3 separate regions of the Homo sapiens genome follow, and all the other regions are linked to region 2. The links are chromatin loops, found by intact Hi-C in ENCODE. Cell type or tissue: endothelial cell of umbilical vein. All regions are shown on one strand.

Evidence for each region. Peaks named below come from ENCODE experiments on the same cell type or tissue, not always from the same donor. Only the 100,000 strongest peaks of a DNase experiment are listed, where the experiment ranks them.
Region 1: it touches region 2 in a loop (5-fold over the local background); 11 of 110 quality-filtered maps call a loop at or near these places.
Region 3: it touches region 2 in a loop (10-fold over the local background); 96 of 110 quality-filtered maps call a loop at or near these places.

The regions. Positions count from the first base shown.
Region 1 is chr3:129,380,149-129,388,148 of GRCh38, reverse strand. It overlaps the pseudogene RPL32P3. Among named protein-coding and RNA genes, the nearest start is that of SNORA7B, 13 kb to the left of the region's middle. In endothelial cell of umbilical vein, a CTCF peak has its summit at 4,689 (motif pointing left); a DNase peak (open chromatin) is centred at 4,638; H3K27ac peaks cover 477 bases.
Region 2 is chr3:129,486,049-129,494,048 of GRCh38, reverse strand. IFT122 (intraflagellar transport 122) reads right to left here. Exons shown (of 30, transcript NM_052989.3): 16 at 5,652-5,792; 17 at 1,855-1,908. Among named protein-coding and RNA genes, the nearest start is that of RHO, 39 kb to the left of the region's middle. RefSeq lists silencers at 3,687-3,756, 4,163-4,371 and an enhancer at 3,469-3,763. In endothelial cell of umbilical vein, a CTCF peak has its summit at 3,670 (motif pointing left); a DNase peak (open chromatin) is centred at 3,608; H3K27ac peaks cover 1,270 bases.
Region 3 is chr3:129,821,984-129,829,983 of GRCh38, reverse strand. TMCC1 (transmembrane and coiled-coil domain family 1) reads left to right here. Exons shown (of 7, transcript NM_001017395.5): 4 at 1,476-2,181. The coding sequence starts at 1,606. Among named protein-coding and RNA genes, the nearest start is that of TMCC1, 68 kb to the left of the region's middle. In endothelial cell of umbilical vein, CTCF peaks have their summits at 241 (motif pointing right) and 4,848 (motif pointing right); DNase peaks (open chromatin) are centred at 243 and 4,903.

The sequences.
Region 1 (8,000 bases), 110 kb after region 2:
ATAGTTGGAAATGAATTAAAAGCTTGCGGTGAGATAAAAGATAGATTTTGGCTGGATGTGATGACTCATGCCTGTGATCCCTACACTTTAGGAGGGCACAGCAGGAGGATCGCCTGAGCCCAGGAATTCAAGACCAGCCTGGTCAACATAGCAAGACTCTCTCTCTGCAAAAAAAAAGAAAAAAAAAAAAACCTCCCAAAAAAAAGGTTTTACTAGGCATGAAAATGAGTCCATTTCCATTCTAGGCCCCAGGATATCACCATGACCAATAAAAACAATCTGTGGCACTCAGCAGGTGCATGTCAACATGGGCAGGTTCTTTCTCCCCGTCAGCAGGACAAGAACATCTCCCCTATCCAAAAGGCACCCACTGAGGATCCGCAGTTCTCTGGAATTATGCTGAGCACCCAGATGTGTGCAACTAAGCCCTGAGCAGTCGATGTGGAGCGCACTTGAAGGCACTTCATTTTTTTTTAAGATACACTCTTAGGAGTTTACTTTAACCCACTTCCCAGCTCATAGCACACGAGGAGAGGCAGACATTTTAACCTTGGTAAGACCTGACAAATGACAATAGTTGGACCCCACAGCAATCATTACTTTTGTAGACAGCAAAGTTATGCTCCTTGGCTTCAGGTGAAGACCCCCAGATCCAGGCCAGTGGATTTACAAGTGAGAGTCAGCAGCACTGGGCATTTCAGGCAATAGCTCTGAACAAGCCCTTTACCATGCGGGTAGGTAAACCCCAGAATATACAGATGCCCCTTACGATACATGGGTGGGGAGGGTATGTGGCCGAGAGAGCATAAGCTTAGGAGACAGAGTGGATTTGAATTCCACTGAGCTTTTGGCTGTGGACCCATGGGGACGTGGCATATGTCTCGCTGAGCCTTAGTTTCCTCCTGCATGGAATAGGGAGAGCAATAGTACCTGCCTCATTCAGCTAACGTGAGGATCTAGAGCAGCATTTGCATAAATGACGCGTGGGGCACAGAGCAGACTCAACACAGAGCAGCTTACGTTATGAGGCTTGGCAGGCTGGGAGCTCCTGTCGGCCTCTCTCCTCAGCTCTGTGCCCACTGAGCTCGGCACAAGGGTTGGCCCATGACAGGTGTTTATTATGTGGAAATAAATGAGAGGGACAAGACATTTGCTGATTTCTTCACTGTTTCCAACTGGGAATTCAAATGTATCTCACGTTCCCATACCCTCACAATAAATCTGTTCAGGAGAAAAAATGTGTACGCCTTTTAACAGACAGCACTGAGATATACAGAAAGTAAGAACTTTCAGGCTGGGCGCGGTGGCTCACGCCTGTAATCCCAGCACTTTGGGAGGCTGAGGCGGGTGGATCACGAGGTCAGGAGATCGAGACCATCCTGGCTAACACAGTGAAACCCCGTCTCTACTAAAAATACAAAAATTAGCCAGGTGTGGTGGCGGGCACCTGTAGTCCCAGCTACTCAGGAGGCTGAGGCAGGAGAATGGCGTGAACCTGGAAGGCGGAGCTTGCAGTGAGCCAAGATCGCGCCACTGCACTCCAGCCTGGGCGACAGAGCAAAACTCCGTCTCAAAAAAAAAAAAAGAAAGAAAGAACTTTCTGTCTAAGGGCAGGGCGTGGTAGCTCAAGTCTATAATGCTAGTACTTTGGAAGGCTAAAGTGAGCTAATTGCTTGAGCCCAGGAATTTGAAACCAAACTGGGCTACATGGCAAAACCCTGACAATACAAAAAATACAAACAAAGTTAACCAGGCGTGGTGGTGTGCACATGTGGTCCCAGCTACTTGGGAGGCTGAGGTGTGAGGATTGCTTGATCCCAGGAGGTCTAGGCTTCAGTGAGCCATGATTGTGCCACTGCACCCTGGCCTGGGGAACAGAGTGAGACCCTGCCTCAAAAAAAAAAAAAAAAAAAAAGAATAAAAGGAATGGTGTCTACCACCACCCAGCGCCCAGTTTCATTAGCCCACTGCAGGCCTATTGGGTTGGATGACAAACTGAATATTCTCAGCCAGGAACAGTAGGGCTGGGAGTTGCTCCAGAACTCTGGGGCGCTCAGTTCAGACTGTGGGCCTTGCTCCCCAGGTCCATTTCTGGGGAATGGAGCTCAGCTCATGTGCATTTGGGAAACTCCTCCAGCGCTATCAGATTACTGGAGTCTGAGAGGATGGTGACCAGCTATCCGCCACCAGGAGGATGCAAACCAGTTCCTGAGAACCTACTGAATCCTCACAGCAGCCTGTGACGTAGGTCCAATCCCTTTTCACAGACAAGAAACCCAACCCTGGAGAGATCGGGAACCCATCTGCCTCAGTCAGTTACCACGTGACAGCTCACACTGCCCACTGCTGTCTCCTACTGTGTGGCCACTCTGCCCCTGGAGCAAGGCTGTGGCCCAGATGCCCAGACGCCAGTGAGCTCTGCTCCCGTGTCCTCAGGGCTTTTGCCTGCTGATATGGTTTGGCTGTGTCCCCACCCAGATCTCATCTTGAATTCCCATGTGTTGTGGGAGGGACCCCGTGGCGGGTAATTGAATCATGGGGCAGGTCTTTCCCATGCTGTTCTCATGATAGTAAGTCTCACGAGATCTGATGGTTTTAAAAAGAGGAGTTCCCCTGCACAAGCTCTCTGTTTGCCTGCTGCCATCCATATAAGCTGTGACTTGCTCTTCCTTGCCTTCTGCCATGATCATGAGGCTTCCTTAGCCATGTGGAACTGCAAGTCTAATTAGACCTCTTTCTTTTGTAAATTGCCCAGTCTCACGTACATCTTTTCCAGCAGCGTGAAAATGAACTAATACACCTGCCACAAGGGCTGCCCCTGAACCCCGAACCCCAAGTCCACTTTCTTGACAAGTAAGAATGCTTCAACTTTTACCTCAATGCTGCTGATGAGGTCTTGTACTCTGATGAAAGCCTGTGGGGAATAATAAAATCAGCTGCCTTCTTGGCTTCAAAAGTGGGTGACTGGCTGGGGGTGGGAAGTCAAGCTCACCTAGACAGTGAGCCACAGAGGAGAGGAAGGGAGCAAGCACAAATTAATCATCGTGCGTGCAGGAGGTTATACCACCCAGTGAGGCGCGGCTTTATCCCCAAAATTGGATCATGCAAAGAACAGCAAAGACATCCCGGTTGCATCAGTCATTTTGGGATCAGGTAAAACAAAACCGCGATGCCACAGTCTGTGGCGGTGCCTCCTTGGGAGACTCTCGAGCCAAAGAAGAAGCCAGTTTGACCCTCGGCGGGGGGCGGGGGGGGCGGGCAGGCAGCATCACAGCAAGAGAGAGAGAGATGCATGGACTGATGAGAGACTGCCTATACATCTTGGCGACATGGGTAGAATGCAGGGGACAGCTGTGCCTACCCAGTCGTGCCACAGACACAGGGGACCCAGAGCACCTGGTACTGCAGAGGGCGTGGAGGAGGGGAAAGCTGAGAGGGCATAAACACAGATTCTTGGAGAAGGTGGAGGGGTAGGGAATGAATCCCGCCAAGTCTGTGGAAGGCAAACTCTTATATAAATCCTAAAATTGCAGCCCTTGCCTTGAACTCACAGTAAAGCCAGAGACTTTAACTCATGGACCTCTAGAAGTTTCTGAGGAACAAGCAGACTGGTGTTAGCTAAGCTAGTTTTGCTGCTTTCAGATTCTGCCCAGGGTTTGGAGGAGCACAAGCCACCAGGTCAGGCTGCTTTCAGGTGGCTTTGCTGTCACCATTTATCGCCCCATTCAAAATGGGCTGACCTGTGCCTAGAGGAGGCAGCAGCTCCAGAGCCCTTTGAACCGAACACGCAGAGCAATCCTGACCACTTGCAGCCTCTGCTCAGCAGCATGGCATCCTCCCTCCTGAAAAGACCTCAGGGGATGAGCGAGTCCCCAGCCTCTGGCTGCCTTGCAGGTGACCACAATGCAACTTCATCTTTTCATCCCACAGGACCAGGCTTCCTGTCAGAGACTGAGGACCCAGGAAGAAACATGTCTCGGCCCCTGTCCCCCTCCACAATTCAGAGGCCACATTCTAACAGGGGAGGCTGACCAATTAAACAGATAATGACACCTCCTAGAGCTAAGAGCTCTCCGACTATGAACCAGATGCCTGGAGAACACGGATGAATGGTCTGAGCATGAGCAGGGGTGGGAGGCAGCGTTAAGGGAGGCATCAGAGTCAGAACCTAGCAAACAAGTGTTTGTGAAGAAGAATTCATAGAAAAGGGCAATGCGGGCATCACATGGGCTAAGGAACAGAGGGGTAGCAGTAGCTGTTGTGCCAAGCTGCAGGTGTTATACACTACCCTCTAGATCTGGGTTTCCTTAAAACACCTTGAGAGGACAACCCTGCAAAGCACGGCACAGTGGCCGAGAGGGAAAGGAGCATTCGAGGTCTCAGTCCTCGCTCTGAGCCTACTTCTCTGCTTCTGGGCTCCAGCCATCTTTGTGGAAAGGGGGCTGCTAGTGACACCCTCTCAAGGGTCTTTCCAGCTCTAGGTCGGCTGTGCTGGAGTCTAGGATTTGCCCACTGAGAAATCTGTTTCCAAGTTCCTTCAACCTGATGCATCCTGCAGCATCACGGCAGCTGTTCAGAGTGGTCAGAAGGCCCCTGAATGAGCTCAGTAGAGGGAAGCCTGGGAACAGGGAGGCACCTGCAGCTCTACTCATGGCCTGGCCAGAGCTCAGCAGCTCTTCTCTGCCATCTAGTGGGGATGGCATACCATCACTGGGGACCACCCTGTGCAAACTGGTGAGCCTGAGTGCCTGTCACAGAGGGAAAGAAAGGGGGGGGATACAGGATTTAGATGAAATAGCAACTCCTACCCTATTGTCAAAATCATCCAGCTTTTTCAAAACATCATATTGTACTGATTTTTTTGTGTTTTTGACAGAGTCTTGCTGTGTCACCAAGGCTGGAATGCAGTGGCATGATCTCGGCTCACTGTAGCCTCTGTCTCCCTGGTTCAAGCAATTCTGCCCCAGCCTCCCAAGTAGCTGGGACTACAGGCATGCGCCACCACACCCAGCTAAGTTTTGTATTTTTTTAGTAGAGTCAGGGTTTTACTTTGGCCAGGCTGGTCTTAAACTCCTGGCCTCAACTGATCTGCCTGTCTCGGCCTCCCAAAGAACTGGGATTACAGGCATGAGGCACCGTGCCTGTCCCATGTTGTACTTAATAGATATTTACCATATACAATTATTTTTTAATTTAAATAAATCAATGAACAGTGTTATTTTTTAAATCTTGTGGCTTTAATACACCCTTTCAATTCTCAGGGAGTGTTTTGGTGATACAGGCTGGGGAGTTAAATAAATGAACGAATAAACTTAGTTGTTATCCATTCAAATATTTGTTGAGCACCAACCTGTCTAAGGCACTGTGCTAGGCAGTGTGCAGTGTTATTAAGATGAGGTACGTGTTTGGTTCCTGGGTGTAAGGAGGTGACAATCTAGAGGGAAGGTTCTTAATTTCATTCTGTGCCCAAAACAACACCTATTCTGGGGATTTGTCATCTTCCTCCCTGCTGGCATTTCTGGGTGGGGCAGGAGAGGGAAGCTCCCTCCATGGGGATGCCTCCTCCCTCCTCTGAATCTTACAGCTTCCTCCATCTCCACTTTCCTACACTGGGGACATCTAAAAATATAATCTTGATCATTGTGTAACAATGTTCAAGTAATGGCTAGCATCTGCACAACCATCCCTGCTTTAAATTCCCCTTTACAACATCTCAGTTAAGCCTTGTGACTGCAGTGGGCATTCTCACTACCCCCATTTCAGAACTGGGAGGACCGGGGCTCTGAGGGAAGCCGCTGGCCTGAGGTCCCAGAGCCCCTTACGTGACACAGCTGGCTCTCAGCCGGCTTCTGAGTCCTGGTCTGGTCCAGTCTCCTCTCTTCATGCCTACAAGTCTTGATCTAACCCAAGGCGGGCATCACGTCCCTCTTTGCCACTCCTTCAATGTCAGCCCAGGAATATGGACAAAATGAGCAGCTCCTTAATTGACTGTGGGGAGATAAAGAGGGAAGGGGTAGGGGAGTGGAGGTTGGAAGCCATTCCTTCCTCCATCTGAGGTTCTAGATGGAAACACAGCTCAGGAACATACCTGGGCCTTTCCTTATGTGCAGAGAGGGGTCAGATGTTTTCAGCCATCTCTCTAGCTTTCATAGACTAGGCCAGGAAAGGACACAACGAATCAAGTCCATGAATCCCGCCATGAAGGTACGTGGGAAGTGCCCACATTGCTGTCAGAATCAGAGACCTTGACCATCTCTCCCACCTTAGTTGGCAGATGCTAAGAAAAGCAGCATTGTGTGCAGCATCATGGCCAGTGACTACACCGATAATAAAAGCCGCCATTTACGGAGTGCCTGTGATGTGCCAGGCTACTAGTCAGGTGCTTCCCATAGAGAACAGCTAATAAGAGTGACAGCCAGAATCTGACATGCTGCTCCTGGGTCAGGCTTTACAGGCATCCTCCCATTTGATCCTCACAGCTTTGTGAGGATGGGGCCTGTCATCACCCTACGTCTATAGAGAAGCAATCTTAGAAAGGGTGTCACCTACCCAGGCCCACAGTGAGGAAGTGGCTAAGATACAAGCCCAGGTCAGCCTAACTCCAGAGACTGCTGCAGTCTATGGCCTCTCCGTGCCACCTGCGTCCCCATCTGCCTTCTTAAGGGACCCCACAAGGACCAAACTCCAGCTCCTGCTGGCTAGATGCTTACCTTCTTTGCTGTTTCAAAATCTAAACCTAGCGCTTCCATGGCCAGTGCACGCCAATCAGTGTCTGTGACACCCAAGCAAGCAATCTGGTAGGCTTCCTTGAACAGTTTCCTATCCAGGTACTGGTACATGGGAGCAGACTGCAGGATTTCATCAAGGGAAAAAAAGACTGTTTTCAGGGCCATGGAAAGAACCAGATGCATACAGAGCCTGCCTCCAGATGCGTGGGACGATTACCCATGCCTGGGGAGCAGCCCTGCAGCCGCCAATCAGCACCCTGCCCAGCCTGCCCAGCCCACCCTGTGTGCTCCGTCCTGCACCTCTCTCATGACTGGGCTACTGTGCTCCACAGCACAAACTCTGCCCATCCTCCCCTCCTTCCCACCTGCAGGCCTGCCTCACCATAGGATGTTACCCTCGTCTGGAATGCCTTTGCCCCTCCCCACTCTCCCTCTGAAAAATACCTATTTGGCTTTCAAGGCCCTGTTGAAATGTCACCTCTTCTGGAGAGTCCTCCTGAGCCCCTCAAGCCCCCACCCCAGGGGAAGGAGTCTCAGCTTCCTCTGCCCTTTGTCCAGATTTCGGGTTGTGATGCAGTTATAGGCCTGTTCCTACAGCAAGGCGGTGCATAGCCCATGGGCAGTGATGGGTTGTACCCGCCACCTTTGGCAGGCCCCCAGTCTATGTTTGCTGACAGAATGAATGAGTTCCTGGGAGGAAGGGGTCTGGGATGGCCTCTTCTTCCAGGGACTGAGTCCAAGAAAGGTAAGTGATTTGCTCCAAGTTACCCTGGAAACCCCTGGAAACAGGTCTCCTGCTCCCTGCCCTGGGGACAGATGCCATCCTACAAGATGGGGTTGCCTTGCTGTGAGTGCCCATGAATAGTTCCTAACGACTTCTCTTTCTTAGGTTTATAAAGGGCTTTTGGCTGTCCCCATAGTCCTGTACAGTAGATATTATTTCTCCCTGGCTACAGCCCAGGAGACCGAGACTCAGAGAGGACAACTGACCTGTCCCAGCAAATAGCTGGCAATAGCCAGAGGTGACTTGACTCCAGGTTCTGTGCCCCTTCCTGCCACGTATGTGGTCATGTGTATATGTGCATATGTGTGTACATGTTACTGGTGGAGGGTCTTGACCACAAGCCATCAGGTTCTTGGTGTTTTCAACAAAGAATTGAACAAAACACACAAAGCAGTGAAGGAATGAAGCAACAAAAGCACAGATTTATTGAAACCAAAGTACACTCCACAGAGTGACAGCAGGCTTGAGGAAGTGGCTCAAGAGCACCA
Region 2 (8,000 bases):
ATCCAAAAGGCACCCACTAAGGATCTGCAGTTCTCTGGAATTATGCTGAGCACCCAGATGTGTGCAAATAAGTCTGCAGGCAGTCGATATAGAGCACACTCAAAGGCACTTTACTTTTTTTCAAGAGACAATCTTAGGAGTTTACTTTAACGCACTTCCCAGCTCATAGCATACGAGGAGAGGACTACATTTTGACCCCAGTAAGATGTGACAAGTAATAGTTGGACCCCACAGCAGTTACTTTTGTAGAGAGGAAAATTATGCTCCTTGGCTTCAGGTGAAGACCCCCAGATCCAGGCCAGTGGATTTACAAGTGAAAGTCAGCAGCACTGGGCATTTTGAGCAATAGCTCCGAACAAGCCCTTTACCACGCGGGTAGGTAAACCCCAGAATATACAGATGCCCCTTACAACACGCGGGTAGGGAGGGTATGTGGCCGAGAGAGCATGAGCTTAGGAAATAGACTGGGCTTGAATTCCACCAAGTTTTTGGCTATGGACCCATGGGGATGTGGCATCGTCTTGCTGAGCCTTAATTTCCTCCTGCATGGAATAGGGAGAGCAACAGTACCTGCCTCATTCAGTTAATGTGAGGATCTAGAACAGCATTCACATAAATCACGCATGTGGCACAGAGCAGATTACGTTATGAGGCTTAGCAGGCTGTGAGCTCCTGTCAGCCTCTCTCCTCCTCAGCTCTGTGCCCACTGAGCTCGGCACAAGGGCTGGCCCATGACAGGTGTTTATTATGGGGAAATGAATGAGAGGGACAAGACATTTGCTATTTCCTCACTGTTTCCAACTGGGAATTCAAATGTATCTCACATTCCCATACCTTCACAATAAATATGTTCAGGAGAAAAAATGTATATGCCTTTTAACAGACAGCCAGACAGCACTGAGATACACAGAAATTAAGAATAGTGTCTAAGGGCCGGGCATGGTAGCTCAAGTCTATAATGCTAGCACTTTGGGAGGCTAAGGTGGGCTAATAGCTTGAGCCCACGAATTTGAAACCAGCCTGGGCAACATGGGAAAACCCTGCTCTAAAAAATATACAAAAAATTAATCAGGCGGGGTGGCACATGCATGTGGTCCCAGCTACTTGGGAGGCTAGGTGGGAGGATCATTTGAGCCTGGGAGGTCTATGCTGCAGTAAGCTGTGATCGTGCCACTGCGCTTGAGCCTGGGGAACAGAGTGAGACCTTGTTTCAGAAAAAAAAAAAAAAAAAAGAAAAAAAAAGCATAGTGTTGACCACCACCCAGCAAATGGCATACCTACAACCAGCTTCCTTAGCACACTGCAGGCCTATTGGGTTTGGATGACAAGGTCAATATTCTCAGCCAGAAACAGTAGGGCTAGGGGTTGCTCCAGAACTCTGGGGCGCTCAGTTCAGACTGTGGGCCTTGCTCCCCAGGTCCATTTCTGGGGAATGGAGCTCAGCTCATGTGCATTTGGGAAACTCCTCCAACACTATCAGATTACTGGAGTCTGAGAGGATGGTGACCAGCTATCCGCCACCAGGAGGATGCAAACCAGTTCCTGAGAACCTACTGAATCCTCACAGCAGCCTGTGAGGTAGGTCCAATCCCTTTTCACAGACTAGAAACCCAACCCTGGAGAGATCCGGAACCCATGTGCCTCACCCAGCTATCACACAACAGCTCACACTACCTGCTGTTGTCTCCCCCAGTGTGGCCACTCTGCCCCCGGAGCAAGGCTGTGGCCCAGATGCCCAGACGCCAGTGAGCTCTGTTCCCATGTCCTCAAGGCTCTTGCCTGTTAGAAGGGCTGCCCCTAAAACAGGAACCCCAAGTATGCCTTCTTGAGAAGGAAAAATGCTTCATCTTTTACCTCAATGCTGCTGATGAGCTCTAAATATCGGAGGTCTTGTACTCTGATGAAGGCCTGTGGCGAAGAAATAAAGAATAAAATAAGCTGTCTTCTTGGCTTCAAAAGTGGGTGATTGGCTAGGGGTGGGAAGTCAAGCTCTATCTAGACAGTGAGCCACAGAGGAGAGGAAGGGAGCAAGCACAGATTAATCATCGTGCGTGCAGGAGGTTATACCACCCAGCGAGGCATGGCTTTATCCATGGGATTGGACCATGTAAAGAACAGCAAAGACATCCCAGTTGCATCAGTCATTTTGAGATCAGGTAAAACAAAACCGTGATGCCACAGTCTGTGGCGGTGCCTCCTTGGGAGACTCTAGACCCAAAGAAGAACAAGCCGGTCTGACCCTCTGGGGGGTCACGCAGCATCACAGCAGGAGAGGATGAGATGCATGGACTGATGAGAGACTGCCTATACATCTTGGCAACATGGGTAGAATGCAGGGGACAGCTATGCCTACCCAGTGGTGCCACAGACACAGGGGACCCAGAGCCCCTGGTACCACAGAGGGAGCAGAGGAGGGGAAAGCTGAGAGGGTATAAAGACAGATTCTGGAAGAAGGTGGAGGGGTAGGGAATGAATCCCACCAAGTCTGTGGAAGGCAAACTCTTTATGTAAACCCTAAAATTGCAGCCCTTGCCTTGAACTCACAGTAAAGCCAGAGACTTTAACTCATGGACCTCTAGAAGTTTCTGAGGAACAAGCAGACTGGTGTTAGCTAAGCTAGTTTTGCTGCTTTCAGATTCTGCCCAGGGTTTGGAGGAGCACAAGCCACCAGGTCAGGCTGCTTTCAGGTGGCTTTGCTGTCACCATTTATTGCCCCATTCAAAATGGGCTGACCTGTGCCTAGAGGAGGCAGCAGCTCCAGAGCCCTTTGAACTGAACACGCAGAGCAATCCTGACCACTTGCAGCCTCTGCTCAGCAGCATGGCATCCTCCCTCCTGAAAAGACCTCGGGAGATGAGCAAGTCCCCGGCCTGCCTTGCAGGTGACCACAATGCAACTTTATCTTTTCATCCCACAGGACCAGGCTTCCTGTCAAGAGACTGAGGACCCAGGGAGAAACATGTCTCGGCCCCTGTCCCCCTCCACAATTCAGAGGTCCACATTCTAACAGGGAAAGCTGGTCAATTAAACAGATCATGACACCTCCCAGAGCTAAGAGCTCTCCAACTACGAACCACATGCCTGGAGAACACGGATGAATGGTCTGAGCATGAGCAGGGGTGGGAGGCAGCGTTAAGGGAGGCATCAGAGTCAGAACCTGGCAAACAAGTGTTTGTGAAGAGGAATTCGTAGAAAAGGGCAATGCGGGCATCACATGGGCCAAGGAACACAGGGCTAAGACTACCTGTGTCCCAAGCTGTAGGTCTTACACATCACCCTCTAGATCTGGGTTTCCTTAAAGCGCCTTGAGAGGGCAACCCTGCAAAGCCCAGCACAGTGGCCAAGAGGGAAAGGAGCATTCGAGGTCTGAGTCCTCGCTCTGAGCCTACTTCTCTGCTTCTGGGCTCCAACCATCTTCTTTGTGGAAAGGGGCCTGCTACTGACACCCTCTCAAGGGTCTTTCTAGCTGTAGCTCAGCTGTGCTAGTGTCTAGGATTTGCCCATTAATAAATCTGTTTCCGAGTTCCTTCAACCTGACACATTTTGCAGCGTCAGGGTGCCTGGTCAGAGTCACAAGGCCCCTGAATGAGCTCAGCAGAGGGAAGCCTGGGAATAGGGAGGAACCTGCAGCTCTGCTCAGGGTCTGGCGGGAGCTCAGCAGCTCTTCTCTGCCATCTAGTGGGGATGGCTGTCCATCTCTAGGAACCACTATATCCAAGCTGGTGAGCCTGAGTGCCTGGCACAGAGTAAAGAGGTGGGGTACTCGGGATTTAGATGAAATAGTAACATCCAGCCTATCTTCAATATCATGTGGCTTTTTCAAAACAGCATGTTGTACACAATAGATATATACCACATACACTTACTTTTCAACTATAGTAAATCTGGCTGGGTGTGGTGGTTTATACCTGTAATCCCAGCACTTTGGGAGGCTGAGGCAAGAAGACTGCTTGAGCCCAGGAGTTCAAGACCTGCCTGGGCAACACAGTGAGTCCCCGTCTCAATATTTAAACAAATATATAAAAATATATATATTTATAAAAATATCAGTAAACACTCATATTAAACCTTGTGGCTTTTTACAATCCTTTCTATTCTAGGGATTTGTCGTCTCCCTCCCTGCTGGCATTTCTGGGTGGGGCAGGAGAGGGAAGCTCCCTCCATAGAGATGCCTCCTCCCTCCTCTGAATTCTTTTTTTTTTTTTTTTTTAAGTCAGAGTCTTGCTCTATGGCCCAGGCTGGAGTGCAGTGGCACCATCTCGGCTCACTGCACGCTCCGCCTCCCAGGTTCACGCCATTCTCCTGCCTCAGCCTCCGGAGTAGCTGGGACTACAGGCGCCTGCCACCATGCCCGGCTAATTTTTTGTATTTTTAGTAGAGACGGGGTTTCACCGTGTTAGCCAGGATGGTCTCGATCTCCTGACCTTGTGATCCGCACACCTCGGCCTCCCAAAGTGCTAGGATTTACAGGCGTGAGCCACCGCGCCTGGCCCCTCCTCTGAATTCTTACAGCCTCCTCCATCTCCACTTTCCTACACTGAGGACATCTAAAAATATAATCTAGATCATTGTTACACAACGATCACTTCCCTTGTTTAGTAATGGCTAGCATCTGCACAACCATCCCTGATTTAAATTCCCCTTTACAACATCTCAGTTAAGCCTCATGACTGCAGCGGGCATTCTCACCACCCCCATTTCAGAACTGGGAGGACTGGGGCTCCAAGGAAAGTGGCTGGCCTGAGGTCCCAGAGCCCCTTATGTGACACAGCTCGTTCTCAGCCAGGCTTCTTAGTCCTGGTCTGGTCCAGTCTCCTCTCTTCATGCCTACAAGTCTTGATCTAACCCAAGGCGGGCATCACGTCCCTCTTTGCCACTCCTTCAATGTCAGCCCGGGAATATGGACAAAATGAGCAGCTCATTAATTGACTGTGGGGAGATAAAGAGGGAAGGGGTAGGGGAGTGGAGGTTGGAAGCCATTCCTTCCTCCATCTGAGGTTCTAGATGGAAACACAGCTCAGGAACATACCTGGGCTTTTCCTTATGTGCAGAGAGGGGTCAGATGTTTTCAGCCATCTCTCTAGCTTTCATAGACTAGGCCAGGAAAGGACACAACGAATCAAGTCCATGAATCCCGCCATGAAGGTACGTGGGAAGTGCCCACATTGCTGTCAGAATCAGAGACCTTGACCATCTCTCCCACCTTAGTTGGCAGATGCTAAGAAAAGCAGCATTGTGTGCAGCATCATGGCCAGTGACTACACCGATAATAAAAGCCGCCATTTACGGAGTGCCTGTGATGTGCCAGGCTACTAGTCAGGTGCTTCCCACAGAGAACAGCTAATAAGAGTGACAGCCAGAATCTGACATGCTGCTCCTGGGTCAGGCTTTACAGGCATCCTCCCATTTGATCCTCACAGCTTTGTGAGGATGGGGCCTGTCATCATCCTACGTCTATAGAGAAGCAATCTTAGAAAGGGTGTCACCTACCCAGGCCCACAGTGAGGAAGTGGCTAAGATACAAGCCCAGGTCAGCCTAACTCCAGAGACTGCTGCAGTCTATGGCCTCTCCGTGCCACCTGGGTCCCCATCTGCCTTCTTAAGGGACCCCACAAGGACCAAACTCCAGCTCCTGCTGGCTAGATGCTTACCTTCTTTGCTGTTTCAAAATCTAAACCTTCTAGCGCTTCCATGGCCAGTTCACGCCAATCAGTGTCTGTGACACCCAAGCAAGCAATCTGGTAGGCTTCCTTGAACAGTTTCCTATCCAGGTACTGGTACATGGGAGCGGACTGCAGGATTTCATCAAGGGAAAAAAAGAAGACTGTTTTCAGAGCCATGGAAAGAACCAGATGCATACAGAGCCTGCCTCCAGATGCGTGGGATGATTACCCATGCCTGGGGAGCAGCCCTGCAGCCGCCAATCAGCACCCTGCCCAGCCTGCCCAGCCCACCCTGTGTGCTCCATCCTGCACCTCTCTCATGACTGGGCTACTGTGCTCCACAGCACAAACTCTCTGCCCATCCTCCCCTCCTTCCCACCTACAGGCCTGCCTCGCCATAGGATGTCACCCTCACCTGGAATGCCTTTGCCCCTCCCCACTCTGCCTCTGGAAAATACCTATTTGGCTTTCAAGGCCCTGTTGAAATGTCACCTCTTCTGCAGAGTCCTCCCAAGCCCCTCAAGCCCCCACCCCAGGGGAAAGAGTCTCAGCTTCCTCTGCCCTTTGTCCAGATCGCAGGTTGTGCCGCAGTTACAGGCCTGTTCCCACAGCAAAGCCGTGCACAGCCGTGGGCAGTGGTGGGTTGTATCGGCCTCCCTCAGCAGAACCCCAGTCTACGTTTGCTGACACAATGAATGAGTTCGTGGGAGGAAGCGGTCTGGAATGGCCTCTTCTTCCAGGGACTGAGTCCAAGAAAGGTAAGTGATTTGCTCCAAGTTACCCTGGAAGCCTCTGGAAACAGCTCTCCTGATCCCTGCCCTGGGGACAGATGCCCTCCTACAAGATGGGGTTGCCTTGCTGTGAGTGCCCATGAATAGTTCCTAACGACTTCTCTTTCTTAGGTTTATAAAAGGCTTTTGGCTGTCCCCACAGTCCTGTGCAGTAGGTATTATTTCTCCCTGGCTACAGCCCAGGAGACCGAGACTCAGAGAGGACAAATGACCTGTCCCAGCAAATAGCTGGCAATAGCCAGAGGTGACTGGACTCCAGGTTCTGTGCCCCTTCCTGCCACATGTATGCACGCGTGTATATGTGCATATGTGCGTGCAGGCCTGAGAATGAGTCTTGAGTTGGGCCATGACATCTTTAACAAGGAAAGGCCTTGCCCTTGTTTTAGGCCAGCCAGTGTGCTTCAGTGGCCTGCATCTCTCCTGGCTTCCTGGGCAGGGAAGAGAAATCAGCCAGGACCTCTGTGCTAATGGTTCCCAAATGTGGAGCTTGAAGTATTGTTTTCTCCATTTGGGGCTTTTGTCTGTCTTTGAAATTTCCAGTCCCATTTTTTAGCTTTAGAATTGAAGGAATTTTTTTTATTTTGAGTCTGTCTACTCTCAGAGCAAAACATGGCTGCTTCCAAGTGCTTATCTTTTCCACCATGCCATCTCTCCTCATTGGCACATTAAATGCTCCCTTTAGCGGGGCAGCAGGCATAGGCTACGGAGCAGGTGACCTAGAACCCAGGCCAGGCTCAGCCACATCCTAGGCTGGTGACTTTTTGGGTAAATCCATTAACTTCTGTTTAGATGTCCTGCCCAGCTCAGGCTACCATGGGCAAAGGAGAGATGTGCTCCAAAAATAATGAAGCACTGGGCAAAATGCAGGCATGATCATTACCTTCACTGTATTTTCTCAGCACCAGCTCCTCACCATCTCCCAGGCTCTCCAGTCTTGTTCCTACCCCCACCTTTCCCTTTGTTTGAAAAGCTTCCCTGCTCCACTCTTCCTTTCCAGACCTCTCAGGGCTCAGATCAAGTTTCACCATCTCCTGGAAGCTTTCTCAAACTCCTGAAAGCTTTTCTTAAAGCACACAATGAGCTTTCCTTTCTAAAGTCCGTCAGTAAGTACAGCCTGTTGCAATTTAGTTGTGTTTTGTGGTTTTTGCTATTTTATGAGTCAGTAATAAGGAGAAATAATAATAGAAATTTGGCTTGACGAAACCTGAAAGATGGGTATAATTAACCCCATTTCACAGAAAAGAAATGAGGCCCCAAAGAGTGAAATGAGTTGCTCTAGTTACAGCTGCTTGAGATGGCAGAGTCAGGACTGAAAGCTGGTGCTCCTTCCCCGAACCACACCAACTGCTTGCCATGCTGACTGCCCCGTGAGTGGGACAGGCACTCAGGCAGGCATATCACAGCTGAGCATATGATGGATGGCTAACACTTGGACTTACTTGGGAGGCACAATTTGAGTGGAGTTTTAAAAATAGACCCCACTGAACAAATACTCTCTGAGCTATACTTTATCTTGCTGTTGGATTTCAAACATGAAGTCACCACC
Region 3 (8,000 bases), 340 kb before region 2:
ATGCTCCTCTGTTATGAAGAGATTAGGTAATGGAATCACAGGCATGAAAGAATATGGACAGTGGAGCCACAATGACAGTGCCCATAAAATATTTGAAAAAAGTCTTCTGAGAGTAGTCATCAGGAACAAAACTTTAGTGAGTTTGCATTCCTGTTCCACTAAACTCTAGTAGCCTTGAGTTCACAGGGAACTCTTTTATTCAGCTAATTTATGGCTTTCTAGATTGCCACTTGGTGGCAGCAAGTCCACATATTCCCAGAACAGGAGCACCATGGTGCTTCATTGGTAGTGGCTTAAATTGTTGAAGTACTTGGTAGTGTAGGGAGTTTTAAAGTCCTTTAAACAAAAATTTAAAGAAAAATATGGAAATAACCTCCTACATCATATTTTGCATTCTGTAGCAGCTTCTGTGCATGTATATAATTTTGTCTTATATATTTGCACAAATACAGTACAAAAATAAACACTTTCTATTAGGAAAAATCTCATCATCTCCCATCCCCCCCTCCCTTTTTTTTTTTTTTTTTTTTTGCATGTGATTTTAGTAACCATGGCAGTTGCGTTGATTTTACATCTCTTAGTTTCAGCTTCCTTTTAATTTCTTGCATTTAATACTGGTATATGTTTGCTGTTTGACCTTTCTTTTTCTCTACTTTTCTATCCTACCCAGTTACTTTGCTTTTGAGTTTGTATGGATATATGGGAAGCTTCTGTCAGGGATGACACTATAGAGAAAGGGATTTCTTTGAATCTCCTTTCTTGATAGCTGGTACTGAGCAAAGCTCTAGTCTCTGATTCTGATTCTGTCTGAACCATTCACTCATATGGTGCCAGAAAGGTCATTTGTGCTTCAGCAGAGAATTCAACTTACAGGATTTTTATTTCCATTCTCTTCTCAAAAGAGCAAACCTGTCATCTCTAGTTACCAGTGAACTTGATGAATATGAATGGTAACACACTTTTCCATTAAAATCCACATATAGTTAGATTGGGATATCCATTTCTCACTGTTGTTCTTTGATTATACTGAGTTTCAGCCTGTGAATAATTAACTGTGGTTATGAATGAGAGGGATTAAATTGCCTCAGCTAGAGTAAACCTATTGGATGGTCTCTTCTCTTGATTTCCCAAGCAATGGCTGTTCTGTCAACTACCATTATAGTGTCCATTCCAAGATGGCTCCTCTAATATCTAATTCTGTATATATTGAATCTTGTAGGGATTTTTGCTTTTGAACATTGCTGTTTTAATTTCCTATGGACTTGTTCTGGGCTTTTTCTCTCATTCTAAAAAATAATCATTACCCACTATCTAGAAAACTGTCTTTTAATCTTCTGATTAAAGATTGCTTAATGATAGTGCCTATTTGTTTGGCCAGTAGCATGTTTTTCTTTGTTTTAACACTGGAGTTTCTGCATGGATTTATAATATAAGGTTTTTTTTTTGTTTTTTTGTTTTTTTGTTTTTAACATTAGATAGGCATGAAGCCTTCGTCTCACAGCTGCATGCGTAGTCACTGTTGAAGCAAATGCCTACCTAATTTGACACTCTTGGTGTGTTTAAAAAATTTTTTTGAGTTTGCAAATAAGCATATTAAGTCTACTGATGGAGCCTTCGGGCAGTGAACAGTTATTTGAGGACCCTGATCCTGGAGGCAAATCCCAAGATGCAGAGGCCAGAAAGCAGACAGAATCAGAACAAAAATTGTCTAAAATGACCCACAATGCTTTGGAGAACATTAACGTGATTGGCCAAGGCTTGAAGCATCTCTTCCAGCACCAGCGCAGGAGGTCATCAGTGTCTCCACATGATGTGCAGCAAATTCAGGCAGATCCAGAACCTGAAATGGATCTGGAAAGCCAGAACGCATGTGCTGAGATTGATGGTGTCCCCACCCACCCCACAGCTCTGAATCGTGTCCTGCAGCAGATTCGAGTGCCACCCAAGATGAAGAGAGGGACAAGCTTGCATAGTAGGCGGGGCAAGCCAGAGGCCCCAAAGGGAAGTCCCCAAATCAACAGGAAGTCTGGTCAGGAGATGACAGCTGTTATGCAGTCAGGCCGACCCAGGTCTTCATCCACAACTGATGCACCTACCAGCTCTGCTATGATGGAAATAGCTTGTGCTGCTGCTGCTGCTGCTGCTGCATGTCTACCAGGAGAGGAGGGAACTGCGGAGCGGGTAAGTTTGTAAGATTTTGTTTTTCTGTTAACTTACTGTTTTTCATACCTAGGACTCTCCAGACTTTCCTTTGGTAACTAAAAAGATATCTCAGCAAATACCTTAAAGTTGTGGTAAAAGAATTTTTCCCCTTTTCAAATGGGTAAATAATAATTATAGCTAATGAATGAATGCTTAGAATTATATTCCTATTTCCTTCCTAACATAGTGCTATATTTTATTTTATCCTTTCGTTAAAACCTTAAGTATATTTCATGTATTCTTTCTGTATATTTGAGGGTCAGTTTTATGGTAGAGCAATAAAGATGCTTTGTTTCTTATTGTTTTGATTTTGCACATGGAGATGGCTTTCTTACATTAATGAATGTAGTGAATAAAGTTCTAGAATCTGAGTTTGTGCTTACCATGGAAGTACACTAAGTTGGTTATAATTTTCATATACTTTGTAGTACATCAGCAGCATTCATTTTACATTTTGCATGCCACAGTAGAGCATATACATTATTATAGTGTACTATTAATAAACAGATTGTTTTGGGTTTACCCAAAACCAGGCATATTAAATCTAGGAGAAACTTTTTCCATATAACTCTCAGTTATGGTTAGTTGAGGCACATAGAAGAAATAGTCCTGCTAGGGTTTGAAAACTCAGGTACGCGTAGCCATGCAGGTAGTGACAATGAGTGAACTTAGGTGTTATGGAGCTTGGACAAACTGAGGAGTTCCTGCTTTGTTTAACAGAGGCAATGTCTTAGCTTTAGCTGATGGTTGAAATTTAGTACTGTGGGCACAGTCTTGCCAGAGCTTCTGATTTTTTTCAAGAGAAACTGGAAATCTAGATGGGAAATCTCTTGATTTTTAACAGATATGCAAGCCACACTGAACACATTTGTGGGCTAGGTCTGCCTTGTAAGTTACCATTCAACTATCTTTCAGCATTACTTTTGTGTATTCCTTAAGGTTTTTGTTTGATCGTTTTCATTCTGTGTCTGCTTGCGGTACAGTTAGGTTTTTTTTTATTGGATATTAAGTTACCTGGAAATATAAATACTGAGTCTAGTACCTTAAACTTTTCCTAAGGTTTTTTTTTTATTGGATATTAAGTTACCTGGAAATATAAATATTGAGTCTAGAACTTTAAACCTTTCCTACCTAAATATGATATTTAAAACATATAGATAATGGACAGTAAATCACTTTAAACCTGTCAAAATAATGATGTGAATTAAAATTCAAAAAATTTAAATGGGGAAAAGTACCACATATTTATGTGTATATTCATTTTATTTTTTTTGGAGACAGGGTCTTACCCTGTCACCTAGGCTGGGGTGCAGTGGTGTGATCGTGGCTCACTGCAGCCTTAACCTCCCCAGACTCAGGTGATCATCCCACCTCAGCCTCCTGAGTAGCTGGTACTACAGGCGCATGCCAGCATGTCTGGCCAATTTTTTTTTTTTTTTTTTTGTAGAGAGGAGATTTTGCCTTGTTGCCCAGGCCAGTCTCAAACTCCTGAGTTCAAGTGATCCATCCACCTCAGCCTCCCAAAGTGCTGAGGTTACAGGCATGAGCCACCGTGTCCAGCCTATATTAGTTATCTTTGAAATAAAAAGAATATTTGGTCACTGATTACCCAAACTAGTTGGCAGTAAAGATTGACAGTGCAGCTATGTACCTTGTCTTAATCTTCAGCCTTTACCAGAGAACATTAAGGAATTTACAGCTAGTGATTCTGGGATTATAGACTTTTATGTTAAAAAGAAAAAGTGTAAGTAAAGCAGATTTTATTGGAAAACTTCAAGAGAAAGAGGGCAAAGTGAGAACTTTTTTCATAACATTGTTTCTTTAATGCTTTGTCAACTTTATTAGCATATGCTTACAGTAAAATCCACCAGTTTTAAGTGTACATCTTGACTAGTTTTGAAAAATGTGTAGTTTTATAGTAACACAGTCATTATATAGAACATTCCCATTACCCCCAAATAATGATTTCTCATGCCCCTTGGCTGCAGTCAGTCCCTCTTACCCAACCGGTGGCCTCTGGTAGCCGCTGATCTGCTTTCTATTGCTATAGTTTTGCCTTTTCTAGAATTTCCTAAAAAATTAGATCATGCAGTCTTTTGTGTTTGACTTCTTTCATTTAGTGTAATACTTTTCAACTGTTGTTGATTCAACTGTTGTTGAATGTGTTGATAGTTTGTTCCTTTTTATTGCTGCACTCCAGGCTGGGCAACAAAGCAAGACCCTGTCTCAACCCCCTACCACCCACCCCCACCAAAAAAGATAGATGTAAACTTCGGAGCTTCTAAAGGGAAAGTTTGGAAGTTATGGATTCAGGTTCTCTATTAAGGTTAATATCACTTCAGAGCTCACTATATCATCTTCTTATTTATAGCCAGATTTAGGAAAAGCAGTGTATATTAGGCTGCAATGAGGGAAGCTTTTTGGATTACTTATAGGCAGAAGGAAAGGGAAATTTTTGTAATGCCTGGCTGTACCTGGAAGATAGAGAAAAGTGGAAGAAGTTTGAGGGAGATGTATGTGTTCAAATAAAAAGATTTCTAAGTTTGAATTAGTTGAACTGTAAGCAAAACTAGTAATGCAGGTGTACTGTTCTCCCAGTGGGGAAGAAATGAAGCGGGGAAAAGGATAATTCATTTTGTTGACCACCAGGTGGTGCCCTAGGTGAGGATTGGTAGGTGGAAGTGAGGGGATGGATGCCTGACAGGACATTGATTAACCCCGGGGTGATAATTTAATTAGTACAGGAAGTCATTAGGATGTGGGCTAGCTTGAGCACAGTGACTATTAAATAGTGATAGTGCTCTTATAAATATTGAGCTGAATTGATAACTGTGGAAGTGGAATGGACAATAGAAGAACAGGTAGGATTTGATAACAATGTTAGAATAAAAAATTTTAAAATCTGAAGTTTGCTTGGGAGAATCAGAAAATATTTTCCATTTCCACTAAACAGTTGAAAAATTGTATTTTTTAAGGAAAACCATTTAGTTTCAGTTGGGTGGCTGACACCTACTATGAAGAGAATGTCTTATAGGCCTTTAATAATACGGAACTGGAACAGTGGGCATAAGTTAGAAATGAAGATGTATTTTGGCTTTCTCATTGTTCTCCCTTAAAGATACTTTACGTAGCAAAACTTGATTGCCAAAGCAAGTAACTTACAGGTTTATTGACCCTACCTCTGAAAGCCAGAATGTTTATGGCTATGTCCTTTCCCCCAATACTGAGTTTCCTTTAATATAAATATGTATTCATTGGCCCCAAAGATATTTTGATTATCCTTAATGATCTCATGTGGGCATCAAATATAGTTCTTGTAAGAGTAGAAGTGAAGGTACAGATAAGCTAACTGTTCCTAACCTTGGTAAATTTGTTATGCAAAGTGTAATATCATAGGGATGCTTCTTAAAGTTTGTTTCTGTTTGTTTGGTTGGTTGGTTTTTTTTGACACAGAGTCACGCTCTGTCACCCAGGCTGGAGTGCAGCGGCATGATCTCTGCTCACTGCAACCTCCACCTCCCAGTTTCAAGCAATTCTCCTGCCTCAGCCTCCAGAATAGCTGGGATTACAGGCACACACCACCATACCCAGCTAATTTTTGTATTTTTAGTAGAGACAGGGTTTTACCATTTTGGCCACGCTGGTCTCAAACTCCTGACCTCAAGTGATCCACCTGCCTCAGCCTCTCAAAGTGCTGGGATTACAGGCATGAGCCACCGCGCCCAGCCAAAGTTCATTTGTTTGTTTTTTAAGTCTGAGTTACTTTCTTTCTGTTCAGAGCCTTTTATGATGAAGGCTCAACGTAATGGAAAGTAGAGTTCACTCTTTAACCTCTTTTTCCTTTATACAACAAAATGGTCCAGGCTTTAGGGTAATCAGACTCCTAAACATATATAGTATGTGACCTAATTTCTGCTTTTCTCTTTTATTCATCAGAGATTTGGGTACTTTATCAATAGCTTTGAATCTTAGGAGTAGAGGAGGAGAATTTTAGTATCCAAAGTCCACTACTCTTTGGTTTATCCAGAACGCTAATATAAGGTCTTGCTTCCAAAGAGTCATAGATAGATAGACGGAGGGATAGGCCAAGATTGTGTTTTGTGTAAGGTAATTACTATTGCAGACTGTTTTTTTGTTTGTTTGTTTGTTTGTTTTTCAGGGATCTCAGTACAGCATTTTTTCTCAAGAAAGACAACTTTGGCAAGTTAGCCCAATGTTGAACTAAGTCGGTGTTTGTTAAAAATTGACTTATTTTGATGTTATCATAGCCTATGATCCTGTTGGTCAATGTGAGCAGGCTAGATTTTATTTTTGAACTTTTGTACTTCAGGGTCACAATTAATATACATTATGCGTTAATAGGTGTCTCTCACTTTGTATATATATCAACTTTGGGAATATGTTCCTAAACAAAATTTTAAATATATAAAATGTTATTTTTGTTTTGTTTTGTTTGAGATGGAATTTCGCTCTTGTTGCCCAGGCTGGAGTGCGGTGGCGTGATCTCGGCTCACTTCAACCTCCACCTCCTGGGTTCAAGCGATTCTCCTGCCTCAGCCTCCCAAGTAGCTGAGATTACAGGCGCACATCACCACGCCTGTATAATTTTTATATTTTTAGTAGAGATGGGGTTTCACCATGTTTGTCAGGCTGGTCTTGAACTCGTGACCTCAAATGATCCACCTGCCTCAGCCTCTCAAAGTGCTGAGATTACAGGCCTGAGCCACTGCGCTGGCCTAAAATGTTTTATTTTAAAAATTAAAGTTATGGCAAATCTTTTTATTTTGTCATAGTAACATCTTACTGGGATAAGAAACCCTGACTCAGATTTCAAAACTGTAATAATGAGGAAGCTAAGAATTCAAAAGTCTTGAGTTGCAAAATGAGTCCCTTGCACCACAAATGATTTCTAGTCAGAAGATCACTGGCTGCTGCCAAGTGACTACCAGACTCATAGACTGTTAGGCCTATTAAGCTACTTTGATTAATTCTAATCAAACTCCTGATTTTACAGGTCCAGAGATGTTAAAAACCTGCCTGAAGTTATACAGTTAATTATGAGTGATACCAGGACCAGATCCCTGGGTTCCCTCTTGTTTTGTGTTCAGCATTCTTGCCTCTTTACCTGGTTGAGCATGCCAGAGAATTGAAGAATGCCAGAGAATTGAAGAACACCAGTTCTTTCAAGCAGGAAATAAGAAAAGGGGAAAGGAAAGTTTTTCCTTTTTTCAAAGATTGGTTGCTAGATCAGCTTGTTTGAAGGCAGAAATCTAAGAGCAGTGACAAAGACTGATTTCATCACTACCTCTGGTTTCTTATGTTATTATGTATTTTTTGAGATGGGGTTGGGGTCTTGCTCTAATGCCCAGGCTAGAGTGCAGTGGTGCAATCATGGCTCATTGCATCCTCAAACTTCTGGGCTCAAGGGATTTTCCCACCTCAGTCTCTTGAGTAGCTAGGACTATAGGCATGTGCCACCATGCCTGGTTCTTATGTTATTACTTTTAAACAACTTTTGCCATCATTTTCAGACGGGTAACAGTAGATATCAAATACTGAAATGATTCCCTAAAGTTATTTTAATCCCATTCATCATTAAAATATGAACAGTGACATCCTGGATTCTCAGATGTCTAAACAAAATAATAACAAAATAGTTATTTACAATGCCTAAAAAATAAGGCCTCATAAATATATATAAATATATGTATTTATATTTGAGACAGGGTCTCACTCTGTCACCCAGGCTGGAGTGTAGTGGTGTGATCACAGCTAACTGCAGCCTCGACTTCCCAGGC